Linked DNA regions of Homo sapiens: region 2 is linked to region 1. Evidence: chromatin loops called from intact Hi-C (ENCODE). Cell type or tissue: OCI-LY7. All regions are shown on one strand. Links, peaks and the distances in the headings refer to the core of each region. The heading gives the core; the rest is flanking DNA. Region 1 has its middle 250 kb from the start of GPM6A-DT. Region 2 holds the start of GLRA3 (glycine receptor alpha 3).

Region 1 (10,390 bases), core at 1,350-9,349:
GCCATCTTGGGAGTGTGAGGGAGGGCATTATACTGCCTATCACAATGATGAAAACATATTTGTCTTGAATTAGGCAATTACCTTAAAGCTGCCTCATCCCAGGTGATTTGGTCTCATCCTCTCCTAATTGGCTAATTATGTTCATTCTTTAATAGGATGCAAAGGAAGCAGATTCCATTTGACTGAGAAATCAAACATTCTATCGGGGGTGGGGGTTGGAAAAAGGCAGTTCAAGACTACACAGAGATGTTGGTGGCGGCGTTGGAAAAAGGCCATTCAAGACTATACAAAGATGTTAGTGAGGAAAAGCCCCAACATACCAAAACCAAGCAATTTTATTTGTTCTTTTAGCATCATTGTCTTAATGAAGAAACATGGAATCCCTGTGATAGTGACAGGAGGCAGAGAAATTCTAGGCAGACCGAGGTGAGTCCCTGGCAAAACCTTACCTTTGAGCCAAAAAGCCTGGAATCTGTGGCCCAAAGTGAGAACTTCCATCTCTGTGTGCCTGCTCTCTCCCAATTGGTTCTTTGTGAATAATGTCTTTTTACCAATCGAATGTTGCCTTTTCCAAGATTACCTATGGCCTACTCTGCTCCCTATCCTGTGCCTATGAAGACCCCTGACTCAGCCGGTGGAGAGGAAAAGTAGATGGATGCTGGAAAGAGGCAACTTGACTTCAGAAGAGAGAGGCAGAGAAGTGGCCTGACTTCAGGGGAGAGTGACCTGCCCTCCCCATCCCCTTTCTAGCTCCCCTCTTCCCTGAGAGCCACTTTCATTGCTTAGTAAAATTCTCCACATTCACCATCCTTCAGTTTGTCATGACCTGATTCCTCTTGGACACTGAACAAGAATTCGGGAAACACCAAGTGCAGATACCCAAAAAGGCTGTCACACTGGCCCTTTGCCCTTGCTGGCAGAAGATAGCTGCCCCACGCGATGAGGCAAAGGGCCCACTGAGCTAATAACATGCTGCTGTCTGCATGACGGTGGAGCTAAGAGAGCCTTGTAGCATGCTCTCTGGGGCATTGTGGTCACAGGCACCCCCACCTGGACGCTGCCACAGGGCCTGCACAGTTTGCTCCTGCTGGGGCTAAAGCAGCCTGCCGGTTCCTACACTCACTCATTTTGGTTCACACACTCATTCTCTCGCTCACTCCCTCCTGCAAGGGGTTGAGTGGGGTGGGCTGAGTAAATAGCTCCCCTGCCACTAGTCCCACGAAGGGGTCAGAAAAATATCCTGCATCTCCTAGACTGTATCCATTCATGAGACTAGTATATAAAATGTAAGCAACAATTCTACAAATATGAAACTTTAGAAGAAAATAATTAAAACAAATGAATAGTATGGACAAATTTCTAATTTTTTTTGATTTATTATTTATTACAAAGCTTTATTTCTAGATAGACCCCAAACACACACACACAGACACACGGACACACACACACACACACACTCTTGGGTCACATATAAGTTTACAAGTTTGAATGGAAAATTACCTGAAGAAATTCCATTCTTATGACTCTGTTATATTGATATGACTCACTAGCTAAAGACATTCTATATATGTCAGGATATTCCCTATCAGCATCTGGAAAGATCTACATCTGTTTGACATAGAAGAAATGATTATCATTTTCTTGTTTAAACAGTGTGGCAATTAGAGAAAAAAAAAAGTTTTCTTTTCAAAGTTTTTGATCTAGACAGGTGTACATATCAGGTAATTAAAATTTCAGCTAAAGATTCCCTTTAGATAAGCAAACTTAGGTGATGAAGACATTTTAAAAATGATTCATTCCCTTTTTACAGCCGCTCTTTGTAAGTTCAATGATAAATTTCCGTGTTATGTAATCTTCCTTAAATTAAAACTCTTAATAACAATAAAAACTACTGCAATTATTGGTCACTCACTAAAAGCCACATTTTATTTTAGGTTCTATCCGTATTCTATGGTGAACTGTGGCATATTTAAAAGAGTTTTTAAAGTTTGAGGATTTTAAAAAATTTAATAGAATAACTCAATATAAATTAAATATAACTTCAAAGAAACAGATTGGTTTAAATTACTGAAATTGATAGGAACTTCGTTAACCAGATTCAGTCTTTATTGAATCCTTATTTTGTTTTGATTGAACTGGATTAGTAAGAGAAAGAGAGATGGTCCAAATCAAACAGAAACCAAGGGTTCATTTCAAAATACCATTTCTAGAGCTGTGTATAAATACCAATTTATTTACTTAACCTTTGGCATTTATGTCTATCCTCCTATTACATAACTGGCGTGCACCATTGTAAATGTGATGCTGTTTAAGAGTTTTTCCATTTAAATTGGAAATTTAAAGTCAAGTCTTCAGGGAACATTTGAGTGTTTCAAGCACTGATGACTTTTATTGCAGCTTTATCTTTGCCCAGTCTTTGAAAATTTTTTTCTCTATTCTATTTAGTATAAACAAGATCCACTTTGTGTCAGCACTCTGGAGATACAGATGAGTTAATGTAATTTTTCTACTTTAAGGTAAATGAAGTTAGAATTGTCTACTTTACTGTGAAAAATTCCAGTTTATCCATTTTCAAGCTCCTCTAAACCATCTAATCCCATTAATTAGAGTACTAAATCCTACATTCTTATGCTCAAGAATTTTGGAAAACATTTTAAACCTTTTTATTTTTAGTTTAACACTTTCCACCCCCACCCCCCACACCCCAACTGCTCAGTTAATCCTAAATTCCCCAGGCTCCACAGAGTAAATACAGTAATTTGTGGGATTTGTGGCTCTTTCAAATATCAGGTGAATTAAAAATATATATTTAAAAATCAAGCAAATTAAGTGAAAGTTCCTTAGAGGATATTTTGAGCACTTGATGACATGCCTTGGAGCCATGAAAGATATTGTGGTAGGGCAAAACGACTTCGAATGTAATATTCAGTTTTATTTTTCTCAGACTCAGCATTTCATTTGTTAAATGATCGTGATATCTGGAGAATCAAAACATGGTTGTTCCCTAGAAGCCCAAGACTTCCAAGTGGAATATAGGAACTGGTTCCTTTTAAATGCCCTCTTTGTTCCCCTCAACAAACAATTTATAAGCAATAGGATGGTGGTCTTCTGGCCAAAGCTTTACCAGAAAGCTCACTGAATCCTGGAATTCTTGAAAAATACATGTATTGCTTAAATACATTTAAGCCTCTAGAAGTTTATGGATGCTGAGTAGCTTGTCTGAGGTCTCCTGTTTGCACCATGACTGGCATCCATCTCTGAACTGTCTCCAAGCTGGGAAACCAATGGTGTTTCCCTCTCCTTTTGAATCAGGATAGCAGCCTTTAGAAAATTGCCCGCGTTTGAATCCTAGAACTGCCACTTACTAGCTCTGCAACCCTGGGTGAGATACTTAATCAATGACGCAGTTGTCCCACCTATAAAATGGGGATAGTATCTACCACATACATACAGGCTTTTGAAGTGAAATTGTAGTTAAATCATGTAAAGCACTCAGAACACTGCGTTTTATGCAGTAAGTTTTCCATAGGTGCTAGCTATAATTACTCATTTCATCCTTTATTATTTTAATTTGTTTTCCTAACCAGCTGGCTCCACCAAGGATTTGAGGTAGTTTACAATAAAGTCATAGATCTAATGGACAAAGAGAAAAATTCAAAACTAAAAGGATGAGGAGATGTTTTTTCTCAGGGAATGGTTCTGAGAAGCATTCATATGATTTTGATCAGAAGCAGTATCATAAGACAAGTGGATCTCGACAAACATGGGAAAATCTACATGACTCTCACTTATCCCCAGCTACTTCTAGATACAAAATATAATGACTAGTTTTCAAAACGTCCTATTTATTTTAACACTTCCTGTGAGAAAATGATGGCTTTTAATAGGTCTCCTAAATAATGATTTGGCATATAAAAATGCCTTAAATCCAGACTGAGAAATTAATGAGGTCATGAAAAAACAGTGTCTTTCTCTTTAGTCTTTTAGTATTTTGAGTAAATATGATGGGACCTTCGGTATTTATGACAGACGACACAACTGTTTGAAGAAAAGTTAATGATTATGGGCACGGTGGCTCATGCCTGTAATCTTAGCACTTTGGTAGGCCATGGTGAGCGGATCACTTGAGGTCAGGAGTTTGAGACCAACCTGGCCAACATGGTGAAACCCCGTCTCTACTAAAAAACAAACAAACAAGAAAACAAAACAAAACAAAAACTAGCCAGGTGTGGTGGCACATGCCTGTAGTTCCAGCTACTTGGGAGGCCAAGGCAGGAGAGTTGCTTGAACCTGGGAGGCAGAGATTGCAGTTAGCCAAGATCATGCCACTGTACTCCAGCCTGGGTGACAAATCAAGAGTCCAACTCAAAAAAAAAAGAAAAAAAAGATTACATTTTTCCCTTTTGCTGTATGTTTTTGAGTCTTGATCAAAGGACTATGACTTAGAAATTATTTTTTTTGGGTGCTTCAGGTACGAGCATTGTGATAATGGTTTCTATTAGCTGAATCATAAAGCTGTAGGAAGTACTCGGGTTGTCAGTTTATCCAATTTACCAATATACATTTATACTAAATAATGGATACATTACTAGAAACTAAAATGCTCATTTGTAATTTGTTGTTACGATTTTATTTTAGATGGTTAGTTTTGAATCACATTAAATGTTACTTTTATAGGAAAAAGAAACCAGAGCTATTGAAATCAATTTTATTTTTAAATCTAATTTCATTAGCATACAAACTGAATATGTATGTTCAATTTTATTATATATTTATAATTCTTTTATCTAATGCTGTGTATTCATCTAGAAAGGCTACAACTTCGTATCAAGCCTCGGAAACTCAAAATTGTCAAAAATGGAAGAAGGTTTTTAGCCACAAGGTGTCGTTGTTTGTCTTTTCTTTAGTGAGGTAACTGTGGCAACTTAGGTTCTCTAAAGGCTTATTGAATTAGGAAGCAGAATTTCTTTTACGGACAATAACTTAGGTTGTTGTCTTAACTCCTCTCATTCCATATATGATACAATTTCCAAAATTGTTTGCCAATTCTGTGTTTAATGAGCACAAGAGTCTAAAATAATACATGTTCTATGATGAGCTGCTTTATGGTTTAAAGTTTTTAAAATTTGAGATTTTTTTCCTCAGACATTTAATAAAATGATTTAATATGAATTAAACATAACTTCATAAAAAAACCAAATTGGTTTGATTTATTAAAATCAAACAGGGACTTCGTTAACCAGATTCATTTCTTTTTGAATCTTTATTTTGATGAAATTGTAAAGAAAAAAATTATAACAAATCAAATGGCATCAAGGTTTCACTTCAAAATGCCATTTCTAGAGATTTGTATAAACATATTTTCTCCTCAACCTTTGGCATTTATCTCTAGACCTTGTAGTACATAGCTGGTTCTCAGTATTGCAAACAGGGAGCTCCTCAGTTAGAAAGAGTATCTTAATAATTATGGCTACACAAAAGTTAATCAAAACATTTATACTCATAAAAAATTCCACAATGTCCTAGATTATTTCTTAATGTCTGATATTTTGGTTATCTGAGGAAATTTCAATGTAGATATATTGACCCAACCTTGATGTAAAGTAAAATAAGAAGTATTGGAGGTTTTGTTAAAATTCTAAAATCAGCTTATTTTCCATTAACAAAAAAGAGAACATCAATATCCAAGTATATTTATATAAATTGTAATATAATGGAAAAAATTTTAATAGCATATTTCCCAAGTACTGGACTTGTTAAATATGTCCAAACCAGCTACTTCTAAACTATATTACATAGAAAAATCATGTTATGGGTTGAACTGTGTCCCGCTAAATTTTATATGTTGAAGTGCTTACCACTAGTACCTCAGAAAGTGACCTTATTTAGAAATAGGGCTGTTATAGTTTGAAGTCAGGTAGCGTGATGACTCCAGCTTTGTTCTTTTGGCTTAGGATTGACTTGGCGATGCAGGCTCTTTTTGGGTTCCATATGAACTTTAAAGTAGTTTTTTCCAATTCTGTGAAGAAAGTCATTGGTAGCTTGATGGGGATGGCATTGAATCTATAAATTACCTTGGGCAGTATGGCCATTTTCATGATATTGATTCTTCCTACCCATGAACATGGAATGTTCTTCCATTTGTTTGTATCCTCTTTTATTTCCTTGAGCAGTGGTTTGTAGTTCTCCTTGAAGAGGTCCTTCACATCCCTTGTAAATTGGATTCCTAGGTATTTTATTCTCTTTGTAGCAGTTGTGAATGGGAGTTCACTCATGATTTGGCTCGCTGTTTGTCTGTTATTGGTGTATAAGAATGCTTGTGATTTTTGTACATTAATTTTGTATCCTGAGACTTTGCTGAATTTGCTTATCAGCTTAAGGAGATTTTGGGCTGAGACAATGGGATTTTCTAGATATACAATCATGTCATCTGCAAACAGGGACAATTTGACTTCCTCTTTTCCTAATTGAATACCCTTTATTTCCTTCTCCTGCCTGATTGCCCTGGCCAGAACTTCCAACACTACGTTGAATAGGAGTGGTGAGAGAGGGCATCCCTGTCTTGTGCCAGTTTTCAAAGGGAATGCTTCCAGTTTTTGCCCATTCAGTATGATATTGGCTGTGGGTTTGTCATAGATAGCTCTTATTATTTTGAGATACGTCCCATCAATACCTAATTTATTGAGAGTTTTTAGCATGAAGCGTTGTTGAATTTTGTCAAAGGCCTTTTCTGCATCTATTGAGATAATCATGTGGTTTTTGTCTTTGGTTCTGTTTATATGCTGGATTACATTTATTGATTTGCGTATATTGAACCAGCCTTGCATCCCAGGGATGAAGCCCACTTGATCATGGTGGATAAGCTTTTTGATATGTTGCTGGATTCGGTTTGCCAGTATTTTATTGAGGATTTTTGCATTAATGTTCATCAAGCATATTGGTCTAAAATTCTCTTTTTTGGTTGTGTCTCTGCCCAGCTTTGGTATCAGGATGATGCTGGCCTCATACAATGAGTTAGGGAGGATTCCCTCTTTTTCTATTGATTGGAATAGTTTCAGAAGGAATGGTACCAGTTCTTCCTTGTACCTCTGGTAGAATTCAGCTGTGAATCCATCTGGTCCTGGACTCTTTTTGGTTGGTAAGCTATTGATTATTGCCACAATTTCAGAGCCTGTTATTGGTCTATTCAGAGATTCAACTTCTTCCTGGTTTAGTCTTGGTTTAGTTAGTGTCGAGGAATTTATCCATTTCTTCTAGATTTTCTAGTTTATTTGTGTAGAGGTGTTTGCATTCTCTGAGGGTAGTTTGTATTTCTGTGGGATCGGTGGTGATATCCCCTTTATCATTTTTTATTGCATCTATTTGATACTTCTGTGTTTTCTTCTTTATTAGTCTTGCTAGCGGTCTATCAATTTTGTTGATCCTTTCAAAAAACCAGCTCCTGGATTCATTAATTTTTTGAAGGGTTTTTTGTGTCTCTATTTCCTTCAGTTCTGCTCTGATTTTAGTTATTTCTTGCCTTCTGCTAGCTTTTGAATGTGTTTGCTCTTGCTTTTCTAGTTCTTTTAATTGTGATGTTAGGGTGTCAATTTTGGATCTTTCCTGCTTTCTCTTGTGGGCATTTAGTGCTATAAATTTCCCTCTACACACTGCTTTGAATGTGTCCTAGAGATTCTGGTATGTTGTGTCTTTGTTCTCATTGGTTTCAAAGAACATCTTTATTTCTGCCTTCATTTCGTTATGTACCCAGTAGTTATTCAGGAGCAGGTTGTTCAGCTTCCGTGCTATTGAGCGGTTTTGAGTGAGTTTCTTAATCCTGAGTTCTAGTTTGATTGCATTGTGGTCTGAGAGACAGTTTCTTATAATTTCTGATCTTTTACATTTGCTGAGGAGAGCTTTACTTCCAATTATGTAACCAAAACAGCATGGTACTGGTACCAAAACAGAGATATAGATCAATGGAACAGAACAGAGCACTCGGAAATAATGCCGCATATCTACAACTATCTGATCTTTGACAAACCTGAGAAAAACAAGCAATGGGGAAAGGATTCCCTATTTAATAAATGGTGCTGGGGAAACTGGCTAGCCGTATGTAGAAAGCTGAAACTGGATCCCTTCCTTACACCTTATACAAAAATTAATTCAAGATGGATTAAAGACTTAAATGGTAGACCTAAAACCATAAAAACCCTAGAAGAAAACCTAGGCATTACCATTCAGGACATAGGCATGGGCAAGGACTTCATGTCTAAAACACCAAAAGCAAAAGCCAAAATTGACAAATGGGATCTAATTAAACTCAAGAGCTTCTGCACAGCTAAAGAAACTACCATCAGAGTGAACAGGCAACCTACAAAATGGGAGAAAATTTTCGCAACCTACTCATCTGACAAAGGGCTAATATCCAGAATCTACAATGAACTCAAACAAATTTACAAGAAAAAAACAAACAACCCCATCAAAAAGTGGGCGAAGGACATGAACAGACACTTCTCAAAAGAATACATTTATGCGGCCGAAAAACACATGAAAAAATGCTCACCATCACTGACCATCAGAGAAATGCAAATCAAAACCACAATGAGATACCATCTCACACAAGTTAGAATGGCAATCATTAAAAAGTCAGGAAACAACAGGTGCTGGAGAGGATGTGGAGAAATAGGAACAGTTTTACACTGTTGATGGGACTGTAAACTAGTTCAACCCTTGTGGAAGTCAGTGTGGCGATTCCTCAAGGATCTAGAACTAGAAATACCATTTGACTCAGCCATCCCATTACTGGGTATATACCCAAAGGACCATAAATCATGCTGCTATAAAGACACATGCACACGTATGTTTATTGTGGCACTATTCAAAATAGCAAAGACTTGGAACCAACCCAAATGTCCAACAATGATAGACTGGATTAAGAAAATGTGGCACATATACACCATGGAATACTATGCAGCCATAAAAAATGATGAGTTCATGTCCTTTGTAGGGACATGGATGAAATTAGAAATCATCATTCTCAGTAAACTATCGCAAGAACAAAAAACCAAACACTGCATATTCTCACTCATAGGTGGGAATTGAACAATGAGAACACACGGACACAGGAAGGGGAACATCACACTCTGGGGACTGTTGTGGGGTGGGGGGATGGGGGAGGGATAGCTTTAGGAGATATACCTAATGCTAAATGATGAGTTAATGGGTGCAGCACACCAGCATGGCACATGTATACATATGTAACTAACCTGCACGTTGTGCACATGTACCCTAAAACCTAAAGTATAATAATAATAAAATAGAATAAAATAAAATAATTTCTAGTAACAATAAAAAAAAGAAATAGGGCTGTTAGGGGGACACTTAAGATGAGGTCATGCTGGACCTTCTTCCCTATCCAACATGGCTGCTGTCCTTCTATAAAGGGGGAATTTTGGACAGACACACTGGGAGAATACTAAGAATGGATGAAAGCAGACCTTGAGTGATGCATTGCAAGCCAAAGAACGCAATTCCAGAAAACCACCAGAAGCTATAAAAAAGACATGGAACAGATTCTTCCTCGCAGCCTCAGAAGCAGTCAACCCTGCTGACACCTTGATATTGGACTTCCAGCCTCCAATACTGTAAGACAAAAAATTTCTGTTGTTTAAGCCACTCAGTTTGTAGTACTTTATTACAGCAGCCCTAGAAAACTAATACAACTAGAAACTAGGAGTTAATAGGTATGTCATAGGATTTTTTTTTTTAAGCTAGTTACTGCCTCTTTCTTAAAACTTCCTTCTTTACTTTTCTTTTGACACGACCTAATTTTATTTTTTTCTCAGTTACCTTTGCTGAATCTTCTTTGTCTTCCTGACCCCTAAACAAGGTAATGTCCCAGGTTTTTATCCAAGGACCTCTGGTTTGTCTAATAATCACTAAGTATCATATCTGTGAATACTTGCTGCTTCCCAAATGCATATCGTCATAGTGACCCATGGCTAATTCCACGTTTCTATGTATATTGATTTACCTAATATTAGCATGTCAACAGGCATCTCAAGCTTCACTCACCTAACACTGAGTTTCGGATCTGCAAACCAATTGCAGTTGATGTCATCTCCATCTCCTTGATTGGGCAAAACGCTTAAGAGACATCTTTGATGCTTCTGTCTCTTATCTACTTTCAGTTAATTGGAACATTTTGTTACTCTAATATATTTTATTCTTTAAAATACATTAGAAATTCAATCAATTTTTAACACAACTTCCACTACCACCCAAGCTTCTGTTGTTTCTGTGATTCATTTCTTCCTCAAGCTCCTCAGTGTATTTGCACAGCCACAAGAGTGACCTTTCTATAAAAATATTAGATGAGTCACTCTGCTGCTCAAATCCATCCAAAGCT
Region 2 (10,120 bases), core at 2,121-10,120, 710 kb after region 1:
CAAAACAATCAAAAGAGTGGGAGAAAACTTTGGGAGGTCATGGATAGGATTATAGCATTGATTGTGTTGACGGTTTCAAAGGTGTATTCTTATCTCCGAACACATTAAGATGTATACGTTAAATATCTACAGCTTTTTGAACATCGATCATCTCTTAATAAATATTTTTTTAAATAAATAAGCAAAATAAATTTTCTGTGGATTTTACAATAAATTACTCATTTAAATATTCTGAAAAGTTAAAACTGTCTACAAAATGTACAAAAAATAAATACAATTTCACATTTAAAAAAATGAGGCTCAGGAGATTACCAACGGGATAGTATTCAGAGTCTCGTGAGTTATAAAAGGGAGTATGAATTCAATTTGTTGCATTGGAAATAAAGGGCTTTGGGAATAGAAGTAGCATCGTTTGATTTACTTTAAAAAACTTAATATTTACAATGGAACTTTAATTAGATTAGCAGGAGAAACAATTAGGAAGCTGTTGCTGAGATTCATGTACAAAATTGTGTAGCCTAGACAAGCAAATGTAAATAAATTATTGGATATTCTCCCTCTATTCAAAATAGAGGGTCACCAAATCAACTAATAACATTTCATGATTATTCTAGTGTTCTCAGTAGGTCAATCCTTATGCAGAAGGTAAGTTCACTAGGCTCATATTCAGTGACAATATGTAAGCCTGCCATAGGGCTAATTATTCTCTACTAGATTTATATTAAATAAGCAACTTTCTGATTGATTCCTAAATTAAAACTTTATTTCAACCTTAGGGAGTGTTAATTCAAAGATGTCAATATTCTAATTATTTCAAAAGTAACATTACTTTTGGTAAGTGTTTAAACTGGCATTTTGATCTGTATATCAACTTTTGATGAGATGGTTAGAATGATTCAATGCTACTGAATCCAATCAACTCTCAGTAAACTAGCACTAATTCTATACTACATTGACTTAAAGAGTATATGGGGCTTTTATTAAATAGCAAAGCATCTCAACAATATGTGTAAAATATCCCAGGTTTTAGATCATTGGTAGTAACAACTGAGGAAATGTAAAAAAGCTAACTAAATAAAAGAGGCACCTTTATCATTATACTGAAATTGATCTTTCTGTTGCTTAGGCAATGTACACATATTTTGAAAAAATAGAATAAATGTGCCTTAAAAATAGCTCCATGGTAGTGAACAAAAGAAAACTAGACAATGAACCAAAAGCCCCAGATTGAAATTTGATACCTTCTGCTTACTGGATATGAGGGCTTGTAACCGTCACTTAACCACACTGGTCTACAATTGCTTTCTCTTGAAAAGTAAGTATTAAGCATGATGAAGATCGATATCCCATTAAGCTCCGAAGTCCCATGTCCTATATAATGTGAAGTAGAATCCATTAGTGCAAGAAAGCAATAATAAAGGCCACGAAAGGTAAAGCTGAGATGTGGCCATGTCACAATCCAGCACAGTTGTATATGAATGGGCTGATCATCTAATCGTCAGCCACAGAAGGTTCCCCCTACCCCAAAAACACATTCACTCGCCTACCCATTCAATCAGTACTATTACTCTGAAAAGAGTACGATTTACAAGACAGCTACCAAAAATATGTAGATGCATAATATTCTGTTTGACCTTATAGAAATTAAAACAAACAATATAAATATCCCTCAACAAAAATACACTAGAAAATTAAACATCAAACGTTAACTGAAAGAAACAGAGCACCACAATCACTCAATTTTAAATATACCTAATTAGTCTAGTTCCCAATGCACTGTAACAACTTCCTTCATTTACTAATAGAGAAAATACATATTGTGTTTCCAATGTGATAATTAATGCACCCAACGAATACTGAGTATCTATTATATGCTAAGTGTTGTGCTAAATAGTGGCCATTGTCCTCACTCTAGTGAAAAAGTCAAACAAATAAATGAGGAGGATGATAACAAAGAGTGACAAGTAATTTGAAGACAATAATTATGGTGTTATGAAAAATGAGTATTACGAGGATTCCAGCCATTCTTTCATATGAACTTTATATTTAAAAAGGATTAGATCCATACTAATTTCATATCCGTACTAATTTTATAAAGTATATTTCTATGTTTTATGTTAACTACAAGTTGAAATAGTTAAAATTATCCTGGCTTTTAAGCCATTGTGTAATTTAATTTTCCAGATTACTCTAAAGAGAGTTTTAATATTATCTATTAATTTACTGACTTAAACATACATTGTCTCCATCAAGCCAGAGAATAAATCTGCAAGATCATTTAATCTAATTTTCTCAATAAATATACTTTAAATATATATATATATATAAAGATATTTTTTAAAGAGGATACCTTTTCTCAAAGTACCCAGTCAGTGGTTAAGCAGAGCAAGGAATCCACGTATTCTTGAAATAAAGTTTTGAAGTTTTTTAATGCGTACGTTTTTAAACAATTATTACTGCTATTCAAAGAATCGCCAACTAAAAAGCTTTTGTGCTTAGTGAGATTTCAAAAGATTCATCGTGAATAATTAAGTTGATAAAAATGGTATGAATCTTCTCCAGGTACAAATATTCCTGGGCAGAATCAATGGTGTCCCTTATGAAACTTCTGGCAGTTTATGATTTAAATCAGAAAACCACTATGTGAAAAGAGACAAGTATAATAAAAACATCTAGAAATAAATCCAGGAAACTCTTTATTGTCACTGAATGTAAATAAAACTTTTTTACTAAAGTGTAGAGAGAGAGATTTTTCATATGAGAGGGTTGGAAGGTGGTGACTTATGCTTTCCAGTTAAACAGAGAATTTCAGGAATAACCAACGTGTCAAGATGAGGAATCATTTTTGACATGTCATTAGACTAAGTTAAGAGATGAAAGTAGGGATTTCAGAATAAATATCTGAGGAAGTTTTGGGGAAAATCTAAGATTCAAGGAATGAACATTTGATCATGGCTGATAGTAAATAAGAGCCACTATAAAGATCAAAGAAGTTTTAATTTTTAAAAAACTTCTATTACTTTGAAATACATAAACAACACAACACACACACACACACACACACACACACACACACACTTTTCTTTTCCAGTCTTCCATCCAAAACCCAAAGTAAATAAATGTGGGAGGGGAGGAAAACAGGGACAGAGAAGGAGAGGGGGAAAAGAATAGAGAAAGAGAAGGACAGAAAGCTGACATGACGGAGAAAAGATGGACCTTATAGTACCATGTGATCTAGCTGTTCTTCTCACTTAAACTTACTGTGAAGATGTAAAACGGGAAAGACCAAAAAAAAAAAAAATGGTGGGAAGCCTTGCGTCTCTAGCAGCCATCTCTTTAGACTTCACACCTTCATCTTTTTAGAACCCTTACTATTACTTAAGGAAACCCAACTTAAATCCAGTCAACAACGCTTCCTGGCCAGAAGCTGGCCAGGCTTGAGAGGATTCTAGAAGCAGCTGGTTCTTCCGTTCCACGGGCGTTCACGCACCACATTGTCTTCTCTTCCCCAGCCCTCCGCCAGGGTCTGGGTTTACTGCTGACTCTTGTATTTCGGTGTAGAGTGTAACAGACAGTGTCACATCCGAGAAGACCTAAAGTGTGCCTTTTCCCGGAAGGGAATACTAAAGGGTCCCTCCTGCGGGGTTACACTACCTAATCCACAAAACCGCTGACTTTCCCAGGTGGCTTTTTCCGCCCACCTCGCTCCAGTCGCCGTTTGGTTTGTTTGGGTTTTGTTAAAGGGTGAAGCGCTAAGCCCCGCCTACCGTCGTAAGTGGCCTGTCACTCCGTCCCGCTGTGCGGTCGTGATTGGTCGACAGGACCGGGTTGTCCGGCCCCACCCCCGCTTCCCTTTGCCGCGCTCCGGGTCTCGGGTTTTAACCCAAGGTGGAGAGCTGGATTCCGGCGGGCGGCGCTTGGAGCAGGTGGAGAGGCGTCCTCTTTCCGGCTGTTGCTGCTCTTCTTCCTCCAATCCTGGGTCTCAGTCAGGGAAGAACGAACATTCTTCCTTTGCTGCTGGAGCTTTAGAGAACTGTTGCCCAGCACCTAGGCACTTCAGACATTTCATCTCACTCATTTTTGTAATTTCACTGTAAAAATCACCTGCACATTTATAACACTGTGACTCTCCACTTCTGCTCAATGCTGAGAAGGGGTCCGCATACTGCGGGGAGCTGTCTAAGGTGCTGAAGCTTCCCAAGCATCAGTCTACACCAACACCATGCGGGGTTAGATTGTACATTTTCATTCTGTCTTTCTGGTTCCCCATGCCTTGGATAAGACTATTTTCAGGATCGTGAATATCTCTCCGTATCATGGCCCACGTGAGACACTTTCGGACATTAGTTTCGGGATTTTACTTCTGGGAAGCAGCACTGTTACTCAGGTGAGTTCGCTTGGATTTAACAGTCGGAGAACTCATTAAGCCTGTGCATTACGTTGCAACCACTTGTTATTGATGAGACCGGGAAATTTGCAATTCTATATTGACTTGTTGAAACAATCAATTTAATCGTATTGTTTTCTGTCTAAATTATTTAGCAGTCTATCTACTGAGACCTACTCATTTGCTTTTTCATTGATTAGTGCATTTTAGTAACTGGCATCTTGCGTTATTTGCAGCTGAGAAAAAAAAATTATTTTAAAAGCCTACGTTTTCCTTCTCAAATTGCTTTTAAAGTTCCCGTTTTCTAAGTGAATTATATAATTTGGGTGTTACTCTTTTTTTGAAAGTTACAAAACATTTAGTATTTAGAAACGAGACATTACTTTTTTTAATGCAGAAATACAGACCATAGTCATTTACTGATGAGAGAAACTCCAAATGTTGTTGCTATATTCAGAGGTTAAGTTAAATGAATCAAAATAAGGGCCTTGCAAGTACTATTTTCTAATGACCTAGCTCAGGTAATACATGAAGGCAAAATCATAAATAGATTATTAGATATGTTCTATGTCAGGAATAATCTTCTTGAGTAAAGTAATATTATAACAAAGCCATTAAACTATGAAATTGTTCTATGACATGTCATTTTCTTATCATGATCCTGTCATATTTGGTAGGCTTAAAAAAATAATTTAAAGAGTATAAGAGAGCTAGACAAAGGATCAGATAATTTTACCCCGTTCTTAATGAATGTGTAAAAATAAGGTACTGCTCATATAGAATTTTGACCCACCAATATAAATTTAATTTTACTGTTACAATTAATTACCATAGGATTTCCATTTTTATGGCTTGCAAGGTTTTCAAAGGAGGATTGAAGTCCAATAACTAGAGTAACTAAGTTATATGCATACTGATTTCTACTTGAAGTATTTAAATATTCTTTATTGCTATGTCGATTTTTCATCTTTGGGCTACCTTATAAAAACCAATAGTGTATCTCAAACTACCTTATAGAAAGTTATATTATTTTCATTTGCCTATATATAATAGAAACTGTGATGGTTATTATTTCTGAAATTATTGATTTTTTCCCAAAATAAGAAGTTGAACTATTTTTAACCAAAGTATTTTCAATAAAAATCATCTTGATATGATCTAGTAATTTTTGTGACTTTATTATTGTCAGAAATTTGATTTGTAATAATTAAAGCCAAGTATATGGAGCTTTTATATTTCTGAAATTATTATGTAAAGGAGTACAAACTTAATGTTAAAATATAAATTGATTATTTCTCTATATTTCTTAATGGCTTAGATGGTAAAATACATTTTTTTCAAAGAAATCAGATTAGCTTAGTTGATAGATACTTAGATTTAGGAAGCTAAAGTCAGAAACTAAAATGTTTTGGTCAATGAGGTTAAATTTGTATAATGGCAATCACTATGATATTTGTTAAAACATGTTCTGAGATAAATAATCTTCATCACTAGATTCTCTGACTTTTGTCCAATTTTGTTAAAAGTTATGAAAAAGTATTTCAAATGGATAATTGTGATTATAAGAATTTATCTTTTTTAATGTTAAATAATTTTAATTAGAAATAAATTTTATGAGAAGCCCAAAAATGTACTTCTTTGAAAAGACATACAACATACAAAAGTTTACTTCATAACTTATATTCTTCATCAAGTTTTTCTTTCTCCATTCATAAATCAAATAAATTTTTCTCTATCCATGACTAGTCTTAGATGAGAGTAGGTTATCACTCTATGAAGAACTTTAATTATATGTAAAAAATTAAGCATTTTCACTTTTAGTGATGACCCCCAAAAGAGGATTTCCTATAGAAAAAAAAAAAAAAAGGAAGCTCCCTCTACTGGAAATATTTTGTAAAATAAATGTCTTCCTGGAAATGATTCTTTATTCTCTAATTCTAGCCCTGATGTATTGAGCACAAAGGAAACAAGAAAAAAGATGAAAACAAAAGAAAGTATTGGCATTAATTCTTAACATATTTTTAAATTTCAAAACAGCTTACCAGGGCAATTTGGAGGCAACAACAACAACCAGAAACCACAGATATTTATAAGTAAATAATTCACTAGTACAGACTTTTTATGTCATAGGCTTTGAAGATTTTTTTAAAATTTTTATTGAGATACAACATACACAAAGAAAAGTGCACAAATAATACATTTCCCTCTAGATAAAGTTTTACAAAGGGAACACACCCAAGTGAAGAGACTACAGTTCAGCAAGTAGAAGTGTGACTGTCACAGAAGCACTCACCCCACCCTCTTCCTCCACCATAATCCTTTCCAAGGCACTACCTTGGCCAAAGGTAATCACTCTCCTGACTTATATAATAAGTATATCTTTTCCATTTTAGAACTTTATATAATTACTCTGAGTCTGCTTTATTTTTATAAGCATTATGTTTATATGATTTATCCATCTTGTTGCATGTAGCAATAGCTTATTCATTCTCATTGTTGTATCATATGCCATTATATGAATACATCAAAATTAACTTATCTATTGTCCTGTTGATGGGTATTTGGGTATTTCTTAGGGTTTGTTACTACTGTTATGAATATCATTGAACATCTTTTGTGGTGAATACATGTATTCATTTTGGGATCATGATGTTGAGGTCCAAGACTTTCTCTAGAAGGGGAATTGCTAAGCATAGCACAGGCATGGGTGTGTTTAACTTTAGTAGATACTGCCAGTATTCCTATGTAGTTTTATGTTTTTACACTTATATCAGTAATGTATAAGAGTTTCTGTTGCTTACTAGTACACAATTTGATCAGTGTAATGTTATCGTACTATACAAATTTTTAGTATTTCTAGTATATTTTTACAAACCTACAGATGAAACTTTAGTGCTTTCAAAAACATAAAAGCACTAAAGTATCATCTATACTTTAGTAAATAAGCATTATTAAGGCAAAAGCAGCAGAAAAAAATTTACAAAATATTTACAAAAAAGTTTTTAAAACTTTCATACTTGTTTTGGATATTGCTATTTTATGTAATAATTTTTCTATGGCTTTTGGATTTTAGTTATCATATTAATAAAATAAAGAACAAAACATCAGTGTTCAGCTTTCTTTGAAATGCAGATAAGTGATGATTATGAAGAGCTTGCAGAACAACTTCCAAAAGCAGGGAAGCAACAGAAAATATTTCATTTAAGTTGATTACTTTCTTGCCATATCATTTAATTTTTCATCTTTACAAGTTGATATCAACACAGTATTGCTACTTGAATAAATTAGGGCACATCGTGTCAAAACTTGAATGTGTGAATTTCAGATGTCATAATAATAAAAAATGTAATATTTTCTTGGTTTACTTCAAAGCCTTAGTAAAATATCTTAGCACAGAGCTTACTGGTTTTGCTTTTGGTATGTTTTGGAGGATGAGAGGAATCCTTTTTAATGTTGTCTCTATTTTTCTATGTAAGATATTGAAGAAAACTATATTTCTAGGAATACAATTTTACTATTATTATGATTTACTACATGGAGGTGTAGCAAGATTCTGTATAGTTTTAAAAAAATCTTTGCTATATATAACATTATCCTTCCCTTTTTCCCTGAAAATAGCAATAAATTGTCCCAGGTATAGAAGAATCATAGTCCAGTCAATGCCTCAAGCAATTTGCCCTGCCAATTGAAAGAACATCTTGAAAAATATTTCCTCTTCTATATAGTTTTTCTTCCCTTAAACACACAACTGTGTACTGAGGCAAGTCAATCAGCAATTATGTGTTTACTATGTAAGATTAAGCAATTTAACAAGATTTATTCACGAAATTCTGTGCACAAATTGTGCTAAGCACAATTTAGCTTTGGATGATTGAACAAATGTCACCTTTTCCATTTAGCAACTTAGAGTCTAGAATAAACGGAAAAGGGTCAAACATCAAAAGAAAAAAGTACAGATAGCAATATTTTAGGGAATATAAGGAAGCGCAACTATCAAGAAACCTTGGTACTTGTGGTGGGCCTTGTAAGATATTTGTTCAAGGGGCAAAATGATATATAAAGAGAATATTCTATGCAAAACGAATGATACAGATATATAGTATGTGATTGGGAAAAGGTGACTGTCAAATTCAGTTGAAGAATTTACAGTTCATGATTTAAAATTATATTCTACTAACAACAACTATTGAGCTAGTTACATTAATAAAACTACAAGAATATGGAGGAGTCACAGCATTGCTTCACGATGGAATATGGCTAAAATTTAGAAAGAAGTAATTTAATTATAACTGAGTAGTCATCATTACAGGAATAGTTTTATAACTTGACTCAAAATATCCCTATCGGTTCTTCTTCAGAGGTAGTGTTTACCTCAAAATTACTATTAGTCATAGGATTGGTGATAGCAATTATTTAAGAGCTATGTAAAGAAACAATGACACACTACTAGAATAAAAGTTTAATCTGATTGTTTTAGAAGTTGGAAACCATGTGAGAATTTTTCTTCAAAATATAGTTTCTTAAAAGAAATACTGAAATATAGTAGAGGATTTGGATAGTTGGAGGAAAAGAGGACATTGAATTTGGTTCGGGGTATTTTGAGGTTAAGATGCTTGCAGAAGAGCTAGGTTTCCTGGCCTCAGCTAGGAATTCAGGTATTTGCATAGATTTAATTGCCAGACAACAGATTTACAAAAGGTTATAAAGGTGAGTATACTGTGGTGCAAAGAAAGAATAGAAAATACATTTGTCAACGATGAGGATAGAACACTTGGAACAGAACATGGAAAAGTACTCAGAGATCTCTGAGCTCAGCTGTAGAGATGAGGCTTATTAGAACCAAGTGATGAAGTTGCAGATTTATCACAGTTTTATGCTATTTATCTCAAGGACCAGTTATTATTAATAGCATATATTAATATCTTTCTATCACTTATCAAGAGGACCTTAACATTAGCATTTCTCTAATTTCAGCTAATCTAATAAACTAGTCCATATTTACAGATGACATACTTTACTCAAGTTTTCTCAGGACATTTTCAGGGAATTATTTTGGAGAAGGTAGATCATCTACTTTTCCTTATATCATGAAACATATCTAGCAAAGCCTCCTTAATTTGCCCACCAAACTTGTCTCCTACCCTTTTCCACAGGATTATTTATATACTTGCATTAATAGTACTTATAGAAAATAAATTCTTTTTTTTTCTTTTTTTGAGACAGAGTCTCGCTCTGTTGCCCAGGCTGGAGTGCAGTGGTGCAATCTCGGCTCACTGCAACTTCTGCCTCCCAGGTTCAAGCAATTCTTCTGCCTCAGCCTCCTGAGTAGCTGGGACTACAGGAACATGCCACCACGCCCAGCTAAATTTTTTGTATTTTTGGTAGAGAGAGGTTTTCACTATGTTAGCCAGGATGGTCTCTATCTCCTGACCTCGCGGTCCACCCGCCTCAAATTCATATGTATGTACATGTATATGTGGAAATACATTTTTTTTTTGAGTTTTAGTTTTTTGTTTTTTTATTAGGTGGATGGTACAGCCTGTGGCTTTATTTTGCTTGGGGAAATGGCCAAAAGAGACAAGTAACTCCAGAGAACTGGTTCTGGAGTGCAGGCAGAAATTCAAAGACAGAACCAACTGTTTAGCAACAAACAGTGTATATATGGAATGAGCTGTTCAGTAACAGTAAATGAAGCTATTCTAACAACTGCATGGCAACAACACACATTTTCAA

What was found. Hi-C counts contacts between places; a loop is a spot of excess contacts. Peaks named below come from ENCODE experiments on the same cell type or tissue, not always from the same donor. Only the 100,000 strongest peaks of a DNase experiment are listed, where the experiment ranks them.
Region 2: it touches region 1 in a loop (4-fold over the local background); 3 of 110 quality-filtered maps call a loop at or near these places.

What each region holds. Positions count from the first base shown.
Region 1 is chr4:175,531,543-175,541,932 of GRCh38, reverse strand. No RefSeq gene overlaps it. Among named protein-coding and RNA genes, the nearest start is that of GPM6A-DT, 250 kb to the left of the region's middle. In OCI-LY7, for the core only: CTCF peaks have their summits at 4,684 and 4,885 (motif pointing right); a DNase peak (open chromatin) is centred at 4,892.
Region 2 is chr4:174,823,008-174,833,127 of GRCh38, reverse strand. It overlaps GLRA3 (glycine receptor alpha 3), which reads left to right and starts at 3,881. Exons shown (of 10, transcript NM_006529.4): 1 at 3,881-4,387. The coding sequence starts at 4,317. LOC101928551 (a long non-coding RNA gene) reads right to left here and starts at 1,400. Exons shown (of 5, transcript NR_125900.1): 1 at 1,242-1,400. In OCI-LY7, for the core only: CTCF peaks have their summits at 6,029 and 6,233 (motif pointing left); DNase peaks (open chromatin) are centred at 3,487, 3,797 and 4,167; H3K4me3 peaks cover 3,467 bases; H3K27ac peaks cover 2,369 bases.